Regions from separate parts of the Homo sapiens genome. Here all the other regions are linked to region 4. A link is a contact called in ENCODE Hi-C or POLR2A ChIA-PET data. All regions are on one chromosome and are shown on one strand. The core of a region is the stretch at or near the end of the contact, and the rest is flanking DNA. Distances in the headings are between cores, read along the strand shown. Region 1 holds the start of FZR1 (fizzy and cell division cycle 20 related 1). Region 2 overlaps PIP5K1C (phosphatidylinositol-4-phosphate 5-kinase type 1 gamma). Region 3 holds the start of SMIM24 (small integral membrane protein 24). Region 4 holds the start of TBXA2R (thromboxane A2 receptor).

Evidence for each region. Hi-C counts contacts between places; a loop is a spot of excess contacts on that map. ChIA-PET counts read pairs that join two places held with the same protein, here RNA polymerase II (POLR2A). Pooled maps may share reads with other maps.
Region 1: a map of ascending aorta shows a loop between it and region 4 (2.0-fold over the local background). The contact joins the promoter of FZR1 here to the promoter of TBXA2R in region 4. A Hi-C loop is called at or near these places in 2 of 168 maps with a recorded cell type or tissue (Right ventricle myocardium inferior and ascending aorta), 3 of 37 single-sample maps with no recorded cell type and 9 of 50 pooled maps. POLR2A ChIA-PET finds 5 or more read pairs at or near these places in 7 of 52 experiments (AG04450, H1, HEK293 and 3 more).
Region 2: a pooled map shows a loop between it and region 4 (2.1-fold over the local background). The contact joins the enhancer-like site here to the promoter of TBXA2R in region 4. A Hi-C loop is called at or near these places in 4 of 50 pooled maps. POLR2A ChIA-PET finds 5 or more read pairs at or near these places in 3 of 52 experiments (CD4-positive, alpha-beta T cell, activated B cell and activated CD4-positive, alpha-beta T cell).
Region 3: a loop to region 4 is called in a pooled map, with 2.3 times the contacts of the local background. The contact joins the promoter of SMIM24 here to the promoter of TBXA2R in region 4. A Hi-C loop is called at or near these places in 2 of 168 maps with a recorded cell type or tissue (posterior vena cava and tibial artery) and 2 of 50 pooled maps. POLR2A ChIA-PET finds 5 or more read pairs at or near these places in 2 of 52 experiments (activated CD4-positive, alpha-beta T cell and activated naive CD4-positive, alpha-beta T cell).

What each region holds. Positions count from the first base shown.
Region 1 is chr19:3,503,313-3,507,635 of GRCh38, reverse strand. FZR1 (fizzy and cell division cycle 20 related 1) reads right to left here and starts at 1,325. Exons shown (of 14, transcript NM_016263.4): 1 at 1,162-1,325. RefSeq lists enhancers at 571-780, 1,591-1,850, 1,901-1,950 and a silencer at 1,121-1,270.
Region 2 is chr19:3,681,841-3,685,667 of GRCh38, reverse strand. The region is part of intron 1 of PIP5K1C (phosphatidylinositol-4-phosphate 5-kinase type 1 gamma); the gene reads left to right. Among named protein-coding and RNA genes, the nearest start is that of PIP5K1C, 17 kb to the left of the region's middle. RefSeq lists enhancers at 1,783-2,077, 2,498-3,047, 3,048-3,595, 3,596-3,827. Within about 2 kb of position 1,929, at least 9 of the 41 ENCODE cell types and tissues checked have a DNase peak (open chromatin) inside an H3K27ac peak, as active enhancers do.
Region 3 is chr19:3,479,273-3,483,260 of GRCh38, reverse strand. It overlaps SMIM24 (small integral membrane protein 24), which reads left to right and starts at 2,736. Exons shown (of 4, transcript NM_001136503.2): 1 at 2,736-2,864. The coding sequence starts at 2,798. SMIM44 (small integral membrane protein 44) reads left to right here. Exons shown (of 2, transcript NM_001395954.1): 1 at 1-59; 2 at 210-1,151. The coding sequence ends at 457. LOC105372246 (a long non-coding RNA gene) reads right to left here and starts at 283. Exons shown (of 5, transcript XR_936264.2): 1 at 1-283. RefSeq lists an enhancer at 1-42.
Region 4 is chr19:3,604,637-3,608,994 of GRCh38, reverse strand. TBXA2R (thromboxane A2 receptor) reads left to right here and starts at 2,120. Exons shown (of 3, transcript NM_001060.6): 1 at 2,120-2,465. CACTIN-AS1 (CACTIN antisense RNA 1) reads right to left here and starts at 1,748. Exons shown (of 4, transcript NR_038865.1): 1 at 1,586-1,748. RefSeq lists enhancers at 1,422-1,995, 2,569-3,143, 4,253-4,302 and silencers at 1,982-2,061, 2,172-2,221.

The DNA of each region.
Region 1 (4,323 bases), core at 76-2,575, 100 kb after region 4:
TTCCCTTAGGTAAATCACCCTCCTTCAAAGCACATAGGTTGGGGTGGGGGCCTCACCACGGAGAGGCATGAGGTCATCGCCCGGTAGACTGGGGCGGGGCGGGGGAATCGGAACCAGAGAGACGCCCTGAACCAGAGGATGAGTTTGGGGTGGAGAAAACAGGGGAAAAGACAAAACAGATTTAGGCTGAACATCTGCATATCGGGGGTCTCAGGACGTGGGGTGGAGACAGGTCTGGACGGTGGAAGAGGGGGAGGGGGTGTCACAGGTTTGAGTAGGGGTAAAACGGCTCTGAATGGGGGGCACACTCCATATTCTGGGGATCCGAGATGGCCAGGCTTGCGTTTGGAGAAGACACGGGGCAGGACGCAGGACGGAGGTTCAGTTCGGAGGAGGGAGGGGCTTGTGCACGGATAGCTCGTCTGAGGCTTTGGTGGGAGAGCTGGATTTCGGGGGAATGGGGGCTGGTAGGGGGCACGCTGGGAGGGTGGGGGAGCAGAAATCAGCGAGATGAGGTGAGACGGGGACATCCATGCACTCAACCCGTGCCTGCGGGGACTGGTGGACACAACAGTGACCACAGACACAGGTTTCCGGGTGTCCCGGGCTGGGACTGCATTTTACTGGGGCGAGGGGCTGGTTGCGGCCTGGGCGAGCCATCGCACACCACAGGCTCAGCGATGGGGGGCGGCTTCGTGTGGGCAGGACCCAAGCTGGGAGGGTCTGAACTGGGAAGTCCCGGGGATGACAGGCCAGGGAGAAATCACCCGGGTTAGGAGGCGGGGTCTGCTGTTCTAGGGGTGCGCAGTGGGGTCCCCTGGTTGGGGGTGCAGGGCTCAGCCTATTTTAAAAAGAATGGTGGACGCTGACGGCGGCTGCGGGGAGGTCACGACTTACAGGTGGCTCGGGGTGGGGGTCACGGCAGGCCCCGACGTGGGGGGGACGCTGGGATTTGGGTGTTAACTCGGGAGACGCGGATGCTGAGGTCACCCGGGCCTAGTTCGGCCTGGGAGGCGGCATTCGAGGGGACTGGGGGCTCCTGGAGGGGCCTGAGCTGGGGTGGGGGTCGCAGCCCGCCCCGCCGTCCCGGTTTTGGGGGGTCGCAGTCAAGCTCCGCCGCCTAGGGCCCGGGGGGCGGGTCCCCGACCCCGGCCGCCTCACCTGGCTCGCTCCCGTGGCTCGCTGGCTCCCGCCGACCCCGCCTCTCCTGGCACCGCACAGCGCCCGCCTCCGGCCTCCGCAGCTCCCGCAGGCCCGGCCGCGGCCGCCGCTGACGGGATCCCGGGCTCCGCGGTCCCTAATATGGCGGCGGTCGCTCCTCCGCTGCCTCCCGGCTCCCTCCCTCCGCCGCGCGCGCCCGGCCGGCCGCGCGCACCCCCGCAACCCGACCACGCCCCCACGCCGCGCGCGGCTAATCGCGGCCACGCCCCCCGCCTACCCCACACACCGCCAGGCCCTGCCCAACACCCAGCCAGGCCCTGCCCACTCCGAGTGGCTGCGCCTGCGCGCGTTGGGCATCTCGGGAGGACGTGACGTCTCCCGCGATTCAAATCAATACAGGAAGCGCGGCTCCACGCGTTGCCCAGGGCAACCGCGGCCGGAAGAGGACCCGCGGGGTGCTAGACGTTGCAGAAATGGCTCTGGTAGATGGAGGGCGTGGTTCCCACTGGGGACAGTCGCGGAATGGGGCGCCCCAGGGCAGACCCTTCCTAGGGTAGATCGAAGCCAGGCACACCTCAGTGCGGCATTGACGTCGCGCCTAATGAGCGCAGATGGGACCCAACACCAGGTGCGTGTCCCGAACGTACAAACGTCACTGCTGAGAGTCATTAATTTATTCAACAAACCTGCATTGCGCTCCTAAGTGCTGCTCCTCCAGGCCCCAGTGAGACAGCAGGGAACAAAACAGGTTTTTAGGCCAGGTGCGGTGGCTCAAGCCTGTAATCCCGGCACTTTGGGAGGCCGAGGCGGGCGGATCACCTGAGGTACGGAGTTAATCCCAGCTACTCGGGAGGTTGAGGCAGAAGAATCCCTTGAACCCAGGAGGCAGAGGTTGCAATGAGCCGAGATTGCGCCACTGCACTTCAGCCAGGGTGACAGAGCAACACTACGTCTTGAAAAAAAAAACAAAAAACAGGTTTTTAAAAAAATTATGGGCCGGGCGCGGTGGCTCACGCCTGTAATCACAGCACTTTGGGAGGTGGAGGTGGGTGGATCACCTGAGGTCAGGAGTTCGAGACCAGCCTGGCCAACATAGTGAAACCCCGTCTCTACTAAAAATACGAAAAATTAGCCAAGCATCGTGGCAGGCGCCTGTAATCCCAGCTACTGGGGAGACTGAGGCAGGAGAATTGCTTGAACCCGGGAGGCAAAGGTTGCAGTGAGCCAAGATCGCACCATTGTACTCCAGCCTAGGCAACAGGGCAAGACTCAGTCTCAAAAAAAAAAAAAAAAAAAAAAAGGTTAAACATAGAATTGCCACATGACACAGCAGTAACACTCCTAGGTATCTACCCAAGAGAAACAAACATGTAACATCCACGCAAAAACTCACACACCTATGTGCATAGCAGCTTTATTCATAACATCCACAAAGTGCACACAACCCAAATGTACATCCACAGATGAAGGGAAAATGCTCCATTCATACAATGACACGGTGTTTTGCAATATGAGGCAATGAGGCTCGGACACAGGCTACAGATTGGATGAACCTCGAAAGCATCATGCCCAGTGAAAGAAGCCAGATACAAAAGACCACATAGTGAGTGATTCCATTGATACGAAATGTCCAGATAAGCAAATCCATAGAGACAGGAAGTGGATTAGTGGTTGCCAAGGGCTGGGAGAGGGGGATCAGGAGTGACTGGAATGGACTTTATTTTGGGGGGTTGATGGATATGTTCTAAAATTGATGTGATGGCCGTGAGCTGTGGCTCACACCTGTAATCCCAGCACTTTGGGAGGCTGAGGCGGGCAGATCACTTGAGGTCAGGAGTTCAAGATCAGCCTGGCCAATCTGGTGAAACCCCATCTCTACTAAAAATACAAAAATGAGCCGGGTGTGCTGGCGCGCACCTGTAGTCCCAGCTACTCGGGAGGCTGAAGCAGGGGAATCACTTGAACCCGGGAAGTGTAGGTTGCAGTGAGCCCAGATCATGCCACCACACTCCACCTTGGGTGTCAAAGCAAGACTCCGTCTCGGAAAAAAAAAAAAAAAATTTATGTGATGATGGCTGCCCGACTCTGAATATACTAAACACCACTGAATTATCACTTTACACAGATGAATTGTACAGTATGTAAACTATATCTCAATACAGCTGTTATTTAAAAAGTTCTTGCCCGGCGCAGTGGCTTGCGCCTATAATCCCAGTGCTTTGGGAGGCCAAGGAGGGCGGATTATGAAGTCAAGAGATCGAGACCATCCTGGTCAACATGGCGAAACCTCATCTCTACTAAAAATACAAAAATTAGCTGAGCGTGGTAGCACGCGCCTGTAATCCCAGCTTCTCGGGAGGCTGAGGCAGGAGAATCCCTTGAACCCGGGAGGCGGTGGTTGAAGTGAACCGAGATTGCACCACTGCACTCCAGAAAAAAAAAAAAAAATCCCCTTTGGAGCTGAGTTAAGGAGAAAAGAGAACAGGGAAAAGGAGGAGGCAAGAGGTTACAGTTTCAGATGCAGTGCTCGGGGATGCTCTTATTGCAAAGATGATGTTTTAATAAAGATCTGAAAGAGGAGCTGGGCGCAGTGACTAACGGCTGTAATCCCGGCACTTTGGTAGGCCGAGGTGGGCAGATTACTTGAGGTCAGGCCTTCAAGACCAGCCTGGCCAACATGGTGAAACCTCATCTCTACTAAAAATACAAAAATTAGCCGGGCATGGTAGCAGGCCCCTGTATTCCCAGCTACTCGGGAGGCTGAGGGAGGAGAATCGTTGGAACCCGGGAGGCAGAGGTTGCGGTGAGCTGAGATCGCGCCACTGCACTCCAGCCTGGGCAACACAGCAAGACTCTGTCTCAGAAGAATAAAATAAAAGGAGAGGAGAGGGAGATTCTAACACAGAAACACAGAGACAGACACACAGGGGTCAAGGCCAGGTGATGACAGTGGCAGAGATTGGAGTGACGAAGCCACAAGCTGAGAAACACCAAGGACTGGCGGCCACCCCCAGAAGCTGGAAGAGGCAGGAAGGATCCTCCCCTGGAGCCTCCAGAGAGGCCACAGATCTGCAGATACCTGGATTCCAGACTTCCGCCCCCCAGGGACTTGCTCAATCCCAGAGGACCCACCGAACAGAAGACGCAGACTTGGTTCTTCTG
Region 2 (3,827 bases), core at 680-3,179, 77 kb before region 4:
AGCTCCGCCTCCCGGGTTCACGCCATTCTCCTGCCTCAGCCTCCCGAGTAGCTGGGACTACAGGCGCCCGCCACCACACCCGGCTAATTTTTTGTATTTTTAGTAGAGACGGGGTTTCACCGTGTTAGCCAGGATGGTCTCGATCTCCTGACCTCGTGATCCGCCCGCCTCGGCCTCCCAAAGTGCTGGGATTACAGGCATGAGCCACCGTGCCTGGCCCAATAAAACTTTCTTTAGTGGGCTGTGTTCGGCCCCTGGACTGTGGTATACCAGCCCCTGCTTTAGACAGTCTTTGTAGGACCTTATGAGTTCCATATAATCAGCGAGACTCCTGTCTTTTTACCTGTGCCGAAGTTGTCTAGGAGAAAGTTCTAGAATTGAAGTTGCTGCCAAGGGCACACACATTAGAAATGCTGCCAGGCTGCCCCCTAGGGGAGAATCTATTGACACGGGCATCACCCCCAGCCGTGTGAGGACCCCCTGAGTCCCCAACCCATTGCTGGCAGGCTGGTTTCATATCATGTCTTTTATCATTAGAGGGGTCTGGGCGTCTTTTTCAGATGTTCACACTGTTTGTTTTCTTTTCCTCTGCCTGTTTTACAAGTTGAGTGAGTTAATGCTTTGAGAAAAGCCTCATTTCTATAAATAAAAATGACAAAATATGTATTTCAGACGGCACCAAAGGATGGAAGTTGCAAATTAAGAGACCCTCCCCCATCCCACACCCAGAAATAACTTGGAACCTTCTAAGATTCACGTGTCTGGCCCTGACTGCTGAGTGACGTGTCTACAGTGGTGGAAGCCATGTGGCACTAAGAGCTTGAGTTCTCCTGGTGGGTCACAGGGAACCAGATCCTGGTGCTCAGAGGGAGAGAGCCGCCCGGGGCTTTGCTGCCTGGGCCCTACGTGCCGGGTGACCTTCAGCAGGTGGTGGTCCCGCTCTGGGTGCGTCTGTGGTGGGATTCGTGGATTATGCAACAAACCACTGCCACACTGAGAGGCTTCACGCTGCAGTGCTTTTGCTGTCAGTTTCCCAGTATTGGCTGGGCTTGGCTGGGCTCAGCAGGTCGGTTCTGCTGCGGCATCTGGCTTGTGCCAGCACACCCTGGTGGCCTCCTGTCCCAGGCCTCTCTCCGCATTGCTGCCACCCTCCAGCCTGGCCCCAGCATCGTACTGGAGGGATTCCAAGAGAGCAGAGGCTGATGGAAGAATTCCCCCCATGTCACTTCTGCATCATGTGATTGGCCAAAGCAGGGCTTGAGACCCGCCCACTTTCAAGGGGAAGGAATTCGGCCCTGTCCCCGGGATGGAAGGGACCCTGGCAGGCAGCAGGTGTCCCCATCTGTGTGTGAGTGCTGTGAGATTGTGCGCTGGATGATGTGTGTGGGGTGAGGGGGCGGCAATGAGCTCATCTTGATGCCTCTAATTATAAGGCAAAGAAATGCTCATGCGTGACTGGTGTGGTTACCACTGCAGCGCTGTGAGCGGGAGGCTCTTCTTATCGTTCCGTCTTTATTTTGAGGAATCCTGAGGTCCAGTGGGTGACACAGAGGCCACTTCCCAGCCAGGAGGCTGTGGGTGCTGCTCCAGGCACCGAAGCATCTGCTCTGCCTCTCCTGTGCTGGGGGCCGGGCCTGCTGCAGAGACAGAGTCAGCACTGGTCGGGGTGGTGGGGGCTCCAACATGGGGGAGGTGTGGGACTGCCCGGGAGAGGAAGCGGGGGCTCCAGCGTGGGGGGGGTGTGGGACTGCCCGGGAGGGGAAGCAGGGGCTCCAGTGTGGGGGAGGTGTGGGACTGCCCGGGAGGGGAAGCGGGGGCTGGCTGTGCTCTGCACAGGATGTTCCTGCTGTGCCCGGGCTGATCCCAGCTCTCCAGACACGGTCCTGCCCCGGGGCCTCCGTACTGGCTGTGCCTCTGCCTGGGAGGCCCCTCTGCCCTTCCCCCGCCTGGCTCCTCCTCACTCTCCTCCCGTCCCTGCTGTGGTGACGCAGACTGGGGCCTGACATCCTGGAATCAGGTGCGTCCACCCCTACATTTTTGCTGCATGATCAGGCAAGCGATCTGACCTCTCTGAGCCTCAGTTTCCGCCTCTGCATAATGGGAGCAGTAATAGTGCCTACGTCACAGGGTTGTTGGGACAATTGCGTGACTAAGCCATGGGGTTCTCATATGGTGCGGGCCCCGCCACACACACGGCGAAGGTGGGCTAGCTCGTCTCTGGCCAGCTCCTGCCTGCGCTCCAGCTGTTCCAGGGTGGCTCAGTGGTTAGAGACGGGAAGCAGCCTGCGCCCCTGGGCTCTTGACCCCATCCAACCCCGTTTCCCTCCTGAGCCAAGCCCACTGTGCCCTGGACCCAGATCTCCGTGGAACTCCTGGGAGGAGGACACTGTCGCAGGCAGCCTTACCCACGTGCCAGGCTCGTGCTGTCTGCACTGTTGCAGAGGGGAAAGATGAAGTCGCTGCCCTGGCCGGGCTCATGGCCTCAGAGGGAACAAATGTGGAGGATCCAAGGAGTAGAGAGAAGTAAACCCAGCGGGGGCAGGGTGACCAGGGAGGGGACTCTCTGAGGAGGTGACATTTGATCTAGACCTGAACAAGGTTGGGTGGGAGAGAGAGTTCCAGGCAGAGGCGCAGCCTGTGCGGAGGCCCTAGGGCAGGACCAAGCCTGGTGTGGGGAGGGAGGGGGAGGAGAGGAGGGAGGGGAAGGACAGGAGGGGAGGGGAGGGGGAGGAGGGGAGGTGTTCTCCATCTGGGCCTCTGTCCAGCAAACGTTCATTGAGGCAACATCTGTGACCTCACACAGTTTCTGAGTCAGGAGTCTGGGAGCGGCGTAGCTGGGTGGTCCTGGCTCGGGGTCTCTCATGAGGCTGTGGTGAAGCTGTCAGCCGGGACTGCCTCCTCTGAAGGCTCAACTGGGGCTGGAGGAGCCGCTTCCAAGAGAGCTTCTGCTCTTTATTTTTTATTTTTTTAATTTTTTTATAGGGACAGTCTTGCTCTGTCACCCAGGCTGAAATGGAGTGTCACCATCATAGCTCACTGCAGCCTCCAACTCTGGGGCTCAAGCAGTCTTCCCACCGCAGCCTCCCGAGTAGCCGGGACTACAGGCACACGTCACCACGCCAGATAATTTTTTTGTTTTTTGAAGAGGTGGGGTCTTGCTATGTCTTGCTATGTTGCTCGGTCTGGTCTGGAATTCCTGGGCTCAAGCAATCCTCCCACCTCGGCCTCCAAGTGTGCTGGGATGACAGGTATGAGAACTGCGCCTGGCCCACAATGCCTTTTTTTTTTTTTTTTTAGATGGAGTCTTGCTCTGTTGTCCAGGCTGGAATGCAGTGGTGCGATCTCAGCTCACTGCAACCTCTGCCTCCTGGGTTTGAGCGATTCTCCTGCCTCAGCCTCCTGAGTAGCCGGGATTACAGGCGCGCACCCCCATGCCTGGCTAATGTTTGTATTTTTAGTAGAGACGGGGCCTCACCATGTTGGCCAGACTGGTCTCAAACTCCTGATCTCAGGTGATCCACCCGCCTCAGCCTCCCAAAGTGCTGGGTTTATAAGAGTGAGCCACTGTGCCTGGCCCACGATGCCTTTTCTAAGAAATGTTAGGCACCTTCTCTTTGTCTCCCTCTGTGCTATTGGTGGGGGTGGTGACGGGGTCAGACCAGCATGCAGCGTGCAGCAGGCTCTGCAATCTGGGCTCGTGGAAGCATATTCCTACACGCCAGGCTGACGGGGAAGGAGTTCGCTTTGGATCCTGGTGGGCCTGAGGGGCCAGAGGACCAAACGCAGGCCCCAGGGCTCGTTTGGCTAAGTGACCCCCTGGAGTTTAT
Region 3 (3,988 bases), core at 1,487-3,986, 130 kb after region 4:
GGCCGTCGCCTACGCCATCGTCGGGCACCTCATCAAAGACCTCGCCCACGACCTGGCCGGTGAGCTGCCCCCACCGAAACCCAGCTGGGGCCGATGCTGGGTCACCCTGGGTGGGTGGTCAGGGGATCCTAGTGCTTCTCCTAGCTGAGGAGGGGACAGAGGAGGGTGGCCGGGGCCGGGGAGTTGCCTCACCAGCTCCCTTGCCGCAGACTGGGCGTTTGGCCCGAAGCCAGACCAGGAGGCCGCACCCCGGGAGCTGCGCCCCAGCCTGACCGGCGAGGACTTGGAGGGGCTGGACCTGCAGCTGGCCCTGGCCTGGCAGGGCGAGGAGGACGCCGGCGGGGGTGGGGAGGGAGCCCCCTCTGAACCCCCGCCTCCCCCGGAGCCCCGCCGCCCCTCCATTGCCTTCAAGGACCCCCCATCCCGAAGCTCCTTCTGGAAGCTGATGGCAACTTGAATCCTGAATCCGGGTTCCGGACGCTTTGGCGGTCGTGTAGACAGAACTTACGCGCGCCGGAGCCCTTTCTGCAAACCCTGAGCTGCCCGGTCGCAGCGGACGGCTTTCTCCTTCCCAGCCGGCAGGTTCCGGGGGTTGGACGCTGGCGACTTTCACATACGCAGAGCCTGCCCGGCTCAGCCTCAGCCAAGCCGTCAGCAAACTGTGAATTAGAAACACTAGGGCGATTTAAAACGTTGTAATATTATCGGCCAACCTTACCGAGTGCTTAGCGTGTACCTGCTGCTGTGCAGAGCAGGCTTTTTCTATGCAGTATCTCATTTAATCCTCCGAGGTAGGACTGATCGCCCCCACTTAACAGATGGGGAAACCGAGGCACGCAGTGATGAAGTGGCTTCGCCAAGGTCTCAGAGCACAGAGTGCTTTTCTCAGAAAAAGCCCAGACAACTGACTGACTTTGGAGGGCAGGATCTCCAAGGCGGGTCCTGCCCCCACCCCCTCTGCTGGGCTCCCCTACCTCCAAATCTTCTCCAGCCCCCGCCTCGGCTGCTGGGTTTGCTTGTCTCTGGGGGGTGGTCCTGACTTCCTAATCAGATCGAGAGCTCCCAGACAGCACCAAGGCCTCCTTCTCTTCCAAGCCCTGCACAAGACGGGATACACAGTCAGAGTTTAATAGATGCCTGCCTGGCTGGTTCAAGCAGACCTGTGGCCATCCTGGGGCTGGGATGTGTGAGCCCCATCCTGCTGAGTGGCCGGTCTGCTCAGCGGTCATCCGCAGACCTCCGGAAGAGAGGAAGTGACAGCGACTCAGCAGGCGCTCCATAAACACCTGTGCGATGACGCCGGGCCTTCCTACCACTCGTCTGGGCCATGGCTGCTCCCGTGTCAGCTGGGGCGGGGTCCCCCTTCGCCCGGGCAGGGCCCACTATCTAATCAGCCGAGGGACCAAGGTTGAGGACAGGAGAGCCTGGAGCCTGAGTCATCAACGCTCCCGGGCATCCCCACGTGAGAGCGTCCCGGTTTGCAGGTGGACCACGGGCATGTGGCCTCTGCACACCTTCCCTGTCCCTGTGTGCTCCCATGGCTGCTTGTGGGTCCTCAGGGGCCAAGAGCCTGGGCGAGGCAGGATAAGCTGGGGGCGAGGCAGACCCGGCTTCAAATCCCAGGTCAGACCTGCTGCGTGACCTTGACTTTCCTGGGCACAATGAGACCGGCACCATTTCACGGGGTGTTAAGAAAAGGAAATGCGATCTGTGAAATTGCCGAGCACGGAGCCTCATGTGTACTCTGAGAGCACAAAAGGTGACTCTCAAATTTGCTTTGAGAGACAAGGTCTTGTTCTGTTGCCCAGGCTGGAGTGCGGTGGTGCATGCAGTGGTGCAGTCGTAGCTCGCTGCAGCCTCGAACTCCTGGGCTCAAGCGATCCTCTCACCTCAGTCTCTTTGAGTAGCTGAGACTACAGGTGCAGGCCACCATGCTCAGCTAAGTTTTACATTTTTTATTTTAGAGACGGGAGGAGGTTGGTCTGGAACTCCTGGCCTCAAGCGATTCTCCCGCCTTAGCCTCCCAGAGTGCTGGGATTACAGGCGTGAGACACTGTACCCAGCCTTGGTAACTCTTTGTATTTCTAATTTTTTTTATTTCCTTTGAGACAGGGTCTTCCTCTGTCACCCAGGCTGGAGTGCGGTGGTGCGGCCATAACTGGCTGCAGCCTCAAACTCCTGGGCTCAAGTGATCCTCCCACTTCAGCACACCCTAGTAGCTGGGCCTGCAGGTGCCCGCCGCGCCTGGCTAATTTTTCTATTTTTGTAGAGGTAGGGCTTGACTAAGTTGCCCAGGTTAGGCTCAAGGATCTGCCCGCGTTGGCCTCTCAATGTAGTGGGATTACAGGTGTGAGGCACTGGGTGGGCGCACCCTTCTTAAGATATTCCAGTTGTATTTGTGAGTTCCCCCTGTGTCCAGAGTGGCACGGGGCCTGGGCCGGGACGGGAGGTCGCAGCCATCTCAGCTCAGCCCCTGCAGCAGGGATCACAAAGGGGTGGCCCTGAGGCTGATGGTCCCCAGGGCAGGGTGCAGGGAGGAGGGACTCCCTCAGTTAATTGTTACACAGGTCCAGAGTCTGGCCTCCCGGAGGGAGAGCGATGGGGCAGGAGCTGGCAGGGGAGGGGCAGGATGCCCAATCAGGTGGTGCCAGGGGCGGGCCCCGCTCCCAGGTCTCAGGCATCCCCCGCCCGGGGACCGCCTGTGCCTTATCACGGGGAGGCAGGGCCTCGCCCACACCAAACCTGTGGACGCCGACCCGGGACCGCCGCTGGCTGGCTGCTGGCTCACTCGACCGTCATGGAGACCCTGGGGGCCCTTCTGGTGCTGGAGTTTCTGCTCCTCTCCCCGGTGGAGGCCCAGCAGGGTAGGTGCAGGGGGGCGGGAGGGGGCGTCGCGGGATAGGGGAGTTGGTCAGGTGATCACCATCTCCCAATTTTCCATGGCGAGAAAAAGGAGAGGGGGCAGGAAGAAAAGGAAGAGTGGCTTGGAGGCCCTTCTCAACCCCCGCAGTACCGCCCGGCCTCCCTCTCGCTGGGCTCTGCCCTCCTCTGTAAGGGACCCCCCACCGCCCACCCGAGCCTTTCCCCTCTCCAGCCCTTCTGAGCACACCTGGCTGAACCCCCCGCCTTGAGCTCGGCCCCACTCTGAGCTCGGGCCTCCTTTACAAGCCCCTCCCCATCTGAGTCCCCGCCTCTTTTGTGAACCGCTCCTTCTCACTCCTCCTCCTTTATAAACCCCTCCCCGAGCCCCTCCTCCTCTGTAAGCCCCTCCCCTCTGGGCTCCTCCTTCTTTATAAGCCCCTCCCCCTGAGCCTCTGCCTCCTCTATAAGCCCCTCTCCCTCTGAGCCCCCTAGTTCACAAGCCTCTCCCCATCCGAGCCCCTTCCTCCTTTGTAAGCACCTCCTTCTCACTCTCCCTCCTTTATAAACCCCTCCCCGAGTCCCTCCTCCTCTGTAAGCCCCTCCCCTCTGAGCTCCTCCTTCTTTATAAGCCCCTCCCCCTGAGCCTCTGCCTCCTCTACAAGCCCCTCCCACTCTGAGCCCCCTAGTTCACAAGCCCCTCCCCATCTGAGCCTCTTCCTCCTCTGTAAGCCCCTCCTTCTCACTCATCCTTTATAGACCCCTCCCTGAGCCCCTCGTCTGTTGTAAGCCCCTCCCCTCTGAGCTCCTCCTTCTTTATAAGCCCCTCCTCCTGAGCCTCTGCCGCCTTTATAAGCCCCTCCCACTCTGAGACCCTCTCCCCTTATAAGCACCTCCCCTCTGAGCTCCTCCTTTATAAGCCCCTCCCTCTAAGCCTCTGCCTCCTTTTATAAGCTCCCCCCAACAGCTCCTCTGTTGTAAGCCCCAACCCCCCAGACTCTTCTTTATAAGCCCTCCCCATCTGAGCCACCTCCTCCTTCATAAGCCCCTCCCCTGAGCTTGTTCTCCTTTATAAACCCCACCCCTGAGCCACTCCTTTGTCATAAGCCCCGCCCTTCTGAGGTCCGCC
Region 4 (4,358 bases), core at 871-3,370:
GGTGTCCTGGAAGCTGCCCCCGCCCCCACCCAGCTTCCTGACTTTGGCTGTGTCCAGAGCTAAGAATAGACGCTCCCTGCCCGGCCCCCGCCGGAAACCGCAGCCACGGGGGTACATCCTGAGCCTGGCCTCTGTTCCCACCATCTGCCCCCCAGCCCCTCACAACTCCTCCCACCAGAGCCTCCTGTGCTCCCATTGAACCCGAAGTGCTGGCGGGGGGTGGGGGGCGGGGGGCGGGCCAAGACCGGGAGACCAGCAACCAGCCCCAGATGACAGGGAAGCCCAGTGCTCATGTTCCAATCCCACACATGGGCGTGGCATTGTTCCCCCTTTGTGCCTCAGTTTCCCCATCTCTAAAATTTAAGAGTATCTTTACCCCCTGCCTTGCAGAGATGTGGTGAGGCTTAAGCTAAATGCAAGTGTCCTTCTCTGAACTCTGCCCAGGCTGTTTCCCAGAAGAGTCATTGTCCTTGTTATCTCAGGGCCGAGGACAGAGGAAGTGGGGACAGGACAGCCTTCCTCCGTCTCTCACTGCCCCCTCATCTGGAGCCCCAGCCCCACATCCTCCTCCCCCAACATCTGCCCTCCTTGCAGTTAGTGTAGCAAGGGCCTCATGCTCTCTCTTGCCTCCAAAGCTTTATACATGCAATTCCTGTCACTGCCACGTAGCCCAGACCTGGGGAGCTCCTATTCATCCTACAAAACCCCACTTCCCATGCCCTCTCCTCACAAGATGTCTTCCTAGCTCACCTCTGGGCTTCCCTAGGCCCTGTCTCTTCCTTTGGCCCAGCCCTGACCCCAGGGGGCTGGAACAGCCTGTGTCCAGTTCATTCTCCAGCCTAGGGCATCCTGAAGGGCAGGCCTGGTTTCAGGTCTCACTTGGAGCTCATAATTGTCCCACTGTATAAGCTGAACACAGAGAGGGGTTGGGGAGAGTAAGACTTGGAGATTAGGTCGGCTTCACGGGAAAGCAGCCTTGGAGCCAGGGTTTTGCCACATCCATAGGAGTTGGATAGCCTCCTTGCCAGGAAAGAGAGAAGTTGTGTTAAATGGCTGGTGACTTAATGGGATAGAGCTTTGGGAGGGAGGTTGGGTGTGGCCGAAGGCCAGGAGGAGGAAGGATAGTGGGCGGGGTAGCCGGGGAAGGGGCTTCCGGACTGGGCTGACGAGAGGGCCGGGCCAGGCTGGGAATACCCCTCACTCACAGCCTGGACTAGCAGCCCTCCCGGGCCCAGGGGACGGGGTGGGGTGCAGTCAGGGCAAGGTCAGCTTGTCCGGTCCCACTCCAGGTCCCTAACTCAAGGTTCTGTCCGGCTCGGGTGTACAAACAAGGCCAAGGAAGCCCAAGGTCCCCCCTCTGCAAAGAGACGGTCCCAGTCCCTGCGTCCGGCACCTTCTCAGCCATTCCTGTTGGGCTCCATCCCTCCTTCCCCAGCCCGAGCTGGGGGGTGGCCAGGAAAGAGTGCCCATCCCCCACTGCAGCCTCCCGGCTCCAGACTGTTCCTCCTCTGGCTCCAAAGCCACCTCCGAGCCTCCTCAAGAGACCCTCCCATGCGATGCCATCACCCCAGCCCTCCCGGCTCACCTGCTCTGGGACCACCTTTCTCAGTCTGGCTGTGTCGTCTGGTGCACCCCCCATCCCTCTGTCCTCCCACCCCACCCCTGGAAGGGGCCTCAAATATGTCCTGTATGTATTAAGCAGGGCATACTACTACTGTGTGCCGCGTTCCAGCGCACCCAGTGAATTTGGAGCCCTGGAGTCTGGGCGACCCCCGGGAGCCGATCCGCCTGGACCTGCCCCGCCCCCTCCAGGCCTTGGGTGCTGCCCAGATGGTGAATAATGCGGGCCTGGCGGCGGGAGCGCCGGGAAGAGGCCTGGCAGGGCGCTGGGCGGCTGGAGGGGCTGAGGCTCCCGAGGAAGCGCCCCTGCCACCCCTACGCGGGCCATTGCATCCCTGCCACCGGTGGCCTGGGGGTCCCAAGGGCGCCGCCTTCCCCAGAAGGCTGTAGGGTGTCCCGGCGTGCGGGGGGCACCCACTGACTCCAAGTCAGCCAGGCCCGGGCCCGAGGGGCGTGGCCAGCGCAGGGTGGGCGGGGCTGATGAGAGACAGCGGGAGACAGAGACTGGACGGAGAGAGCGAGCCGCGGGCTGCCAGCGGCCCCCACCCGTCCCAGCTCGGCTTAGCCCCCGCGGACCCCTCCAGGCCGCGACCCCAGGGCGTCCTGTGCCGCCACGCCCTCCATCTGTGTGGGTCCTCTGCTGGGCCCGCCCCTGGTCACAGCCAGACTGACTCAGTTTCCCTGGGAGGTCCCGCTCGAGCCCGTCCTTCCCCTCCCTCTGCCCGCCCCCAGCCCTCGCCCCACCCTCGGCGCCCGCACATCTGCCTGCTCAGCTCCAGACGGCGCCCGGACCCCCGGGCGCGGGATCCAGCCAGGTGGGAGCCCCGCAGATGAGGTCTCTGAAGGTGAGGTCGCCCCGCTGGCTTAGGGCGGGATGCACTGCTCTGGTGTGAGCCCGGGCTGCTGGGCGCATCCGGCGCTGGCCCTGCCCTGCTGTGGGTGTGTCGCAAAGCCCGCGGTGACAGCGGCCAGGTGCCAGGTGTCCCCTGTGTGGCCCGGCGGGTGGCATGGTGCCCTGAGGCCTGCCCTGGGCGCCCAGGCGGCTGGGTCTGGGTGCGGCCCAGGCTGATTCTGTCCGGGGGGCTCTCTGGTCTCTGTGGGGCCACATGGCTGTGAATGGGGGTCCCAGACTCAGGGGGCTGCAGCCGGGGAGGGGGCCCAGGCCCTGGGTGTGGCAGGGATCGAGTGTGGTTGTGCGGCTGTGTGTGTGATCTTGTCTCTGGGAGTGAACCATGCATGGCCCTGGTTGTGTGTCTGTGTCTGTGCGTGTGTGGTGGTTTTGTGTGTGTGACCGTGTGTTTGTTTCTGCCGAGAGTCTGTGACTGTTAAATACTGTGTGTTCTTCTGTGTGTCTTTCTGTGTCTGTCTGTATCTATGTACCTGTTGTGTTTCTGCCTGTGTGTCTGTGTTTTTCTGTCTGTGTCTGTCACATTTCTGCCTGTGTGCCTATGTGTGTATCTGTGTGTGTCTATGTCTGTCGTGTTTCTGCCTGTATGTGTCTGTGTGTGGCTGTGTGTCTGTTGTGTTTCTGCTTGTGTGTGTCTATCTGCGTGTGTCTGTGTGTCTGTTGTGTTTCTGCTTGTGTGTGTCTGTGTCTGTCATGTTTCCATCTGTGTGTGTCTATCTGTATGTGTCTATGTATTTGCCATGTTTCTGTATGTGTGTCTGTGCATGCCTGTGCGTCTGTCTACTGTGTTTCTGTCTGTCACATTTCTGCCTGTGTGTCTGTCATGTTTCTGTCTGGGTGTGTCTGTGGTGTTTCTGTGTGTGTCTATCTGTGTGTGTCTGTGTATCTGCCATGTTTCTGTATGTGTGTCTGTGCATGTCTGTGCATCTGTCTGCTGTGTTTCTGTCACATTTCTGCCTGTGTGTCTGTCATGTTTCTATCTGTGTGTGTGTCTGTGTGTCTGCCATGTTTCTGTGTGTGTGTCTGTGCACGTCTGTGCGTCTGCCTGCTGTGTTTCTGTCTGTCACATTTCTGCCTGTGTGTCTGCTGTGTTTCTGCCTGTGTGTGTCTGGCTGTGTCTGTGTGTCTCGAGTGTGCACACACGGTGGTGGCCTGAGGTGCATGTTGGTGGAATCACTGTAACTTGTGGTCCACCATTAACCACCAGCTGCACCTCCCGGGTCCCGCCCCCTGGTCCCTGCTGGCCCCTGTGTGACGGAGCTCCGTACATGCTCCCTGGGGAGCCCCCACTAGAGAGATGGGGAAAGCGAGGCTCACAGGGGGCCATGTGACTTAGGGCCCCAACAAGGCTGGCCGGAGTCTGGCTGGCTGGGGGAGTCCCCGCCCTGCACTGTGTGGGCTGGGGACCCTGTTGGTGTCACAAACAGGAAATGTTCTCGGAAATGGAGCTTTGCGATGAGGGGAGGTGGGCCCATCAGGGTGTGGAGTGTGTCTGCCTCCGCTACCATGTGGGGGTCCACGCCCATGAGCGTTCAGATCTACAGCAGGCATGGGAGGGTCTGGCCGGTCCCTGAAGTTTCAGTCCCAAAAGGGCCCTGTGGGTCCAAGGTCCAAGGCCGACAGGGGTGACACGGAGCCTCAGGGCTCCCTGCTGGCTGCCCGGGCACCTTGTAGGGAGTTGAGCTGTGAGTACAGCCAGGAGCCCTGCAGAGGTGAGAGCCAGGGAGGCCTGAGCTTAGCACCCGCAGGCATGGAGATCAGAAGCTCACCCCCATTGCACAGAGCGGGGAAACTGAGGCTCGGCAAGGTGGAGCCCCAGCCTGGCCACGGC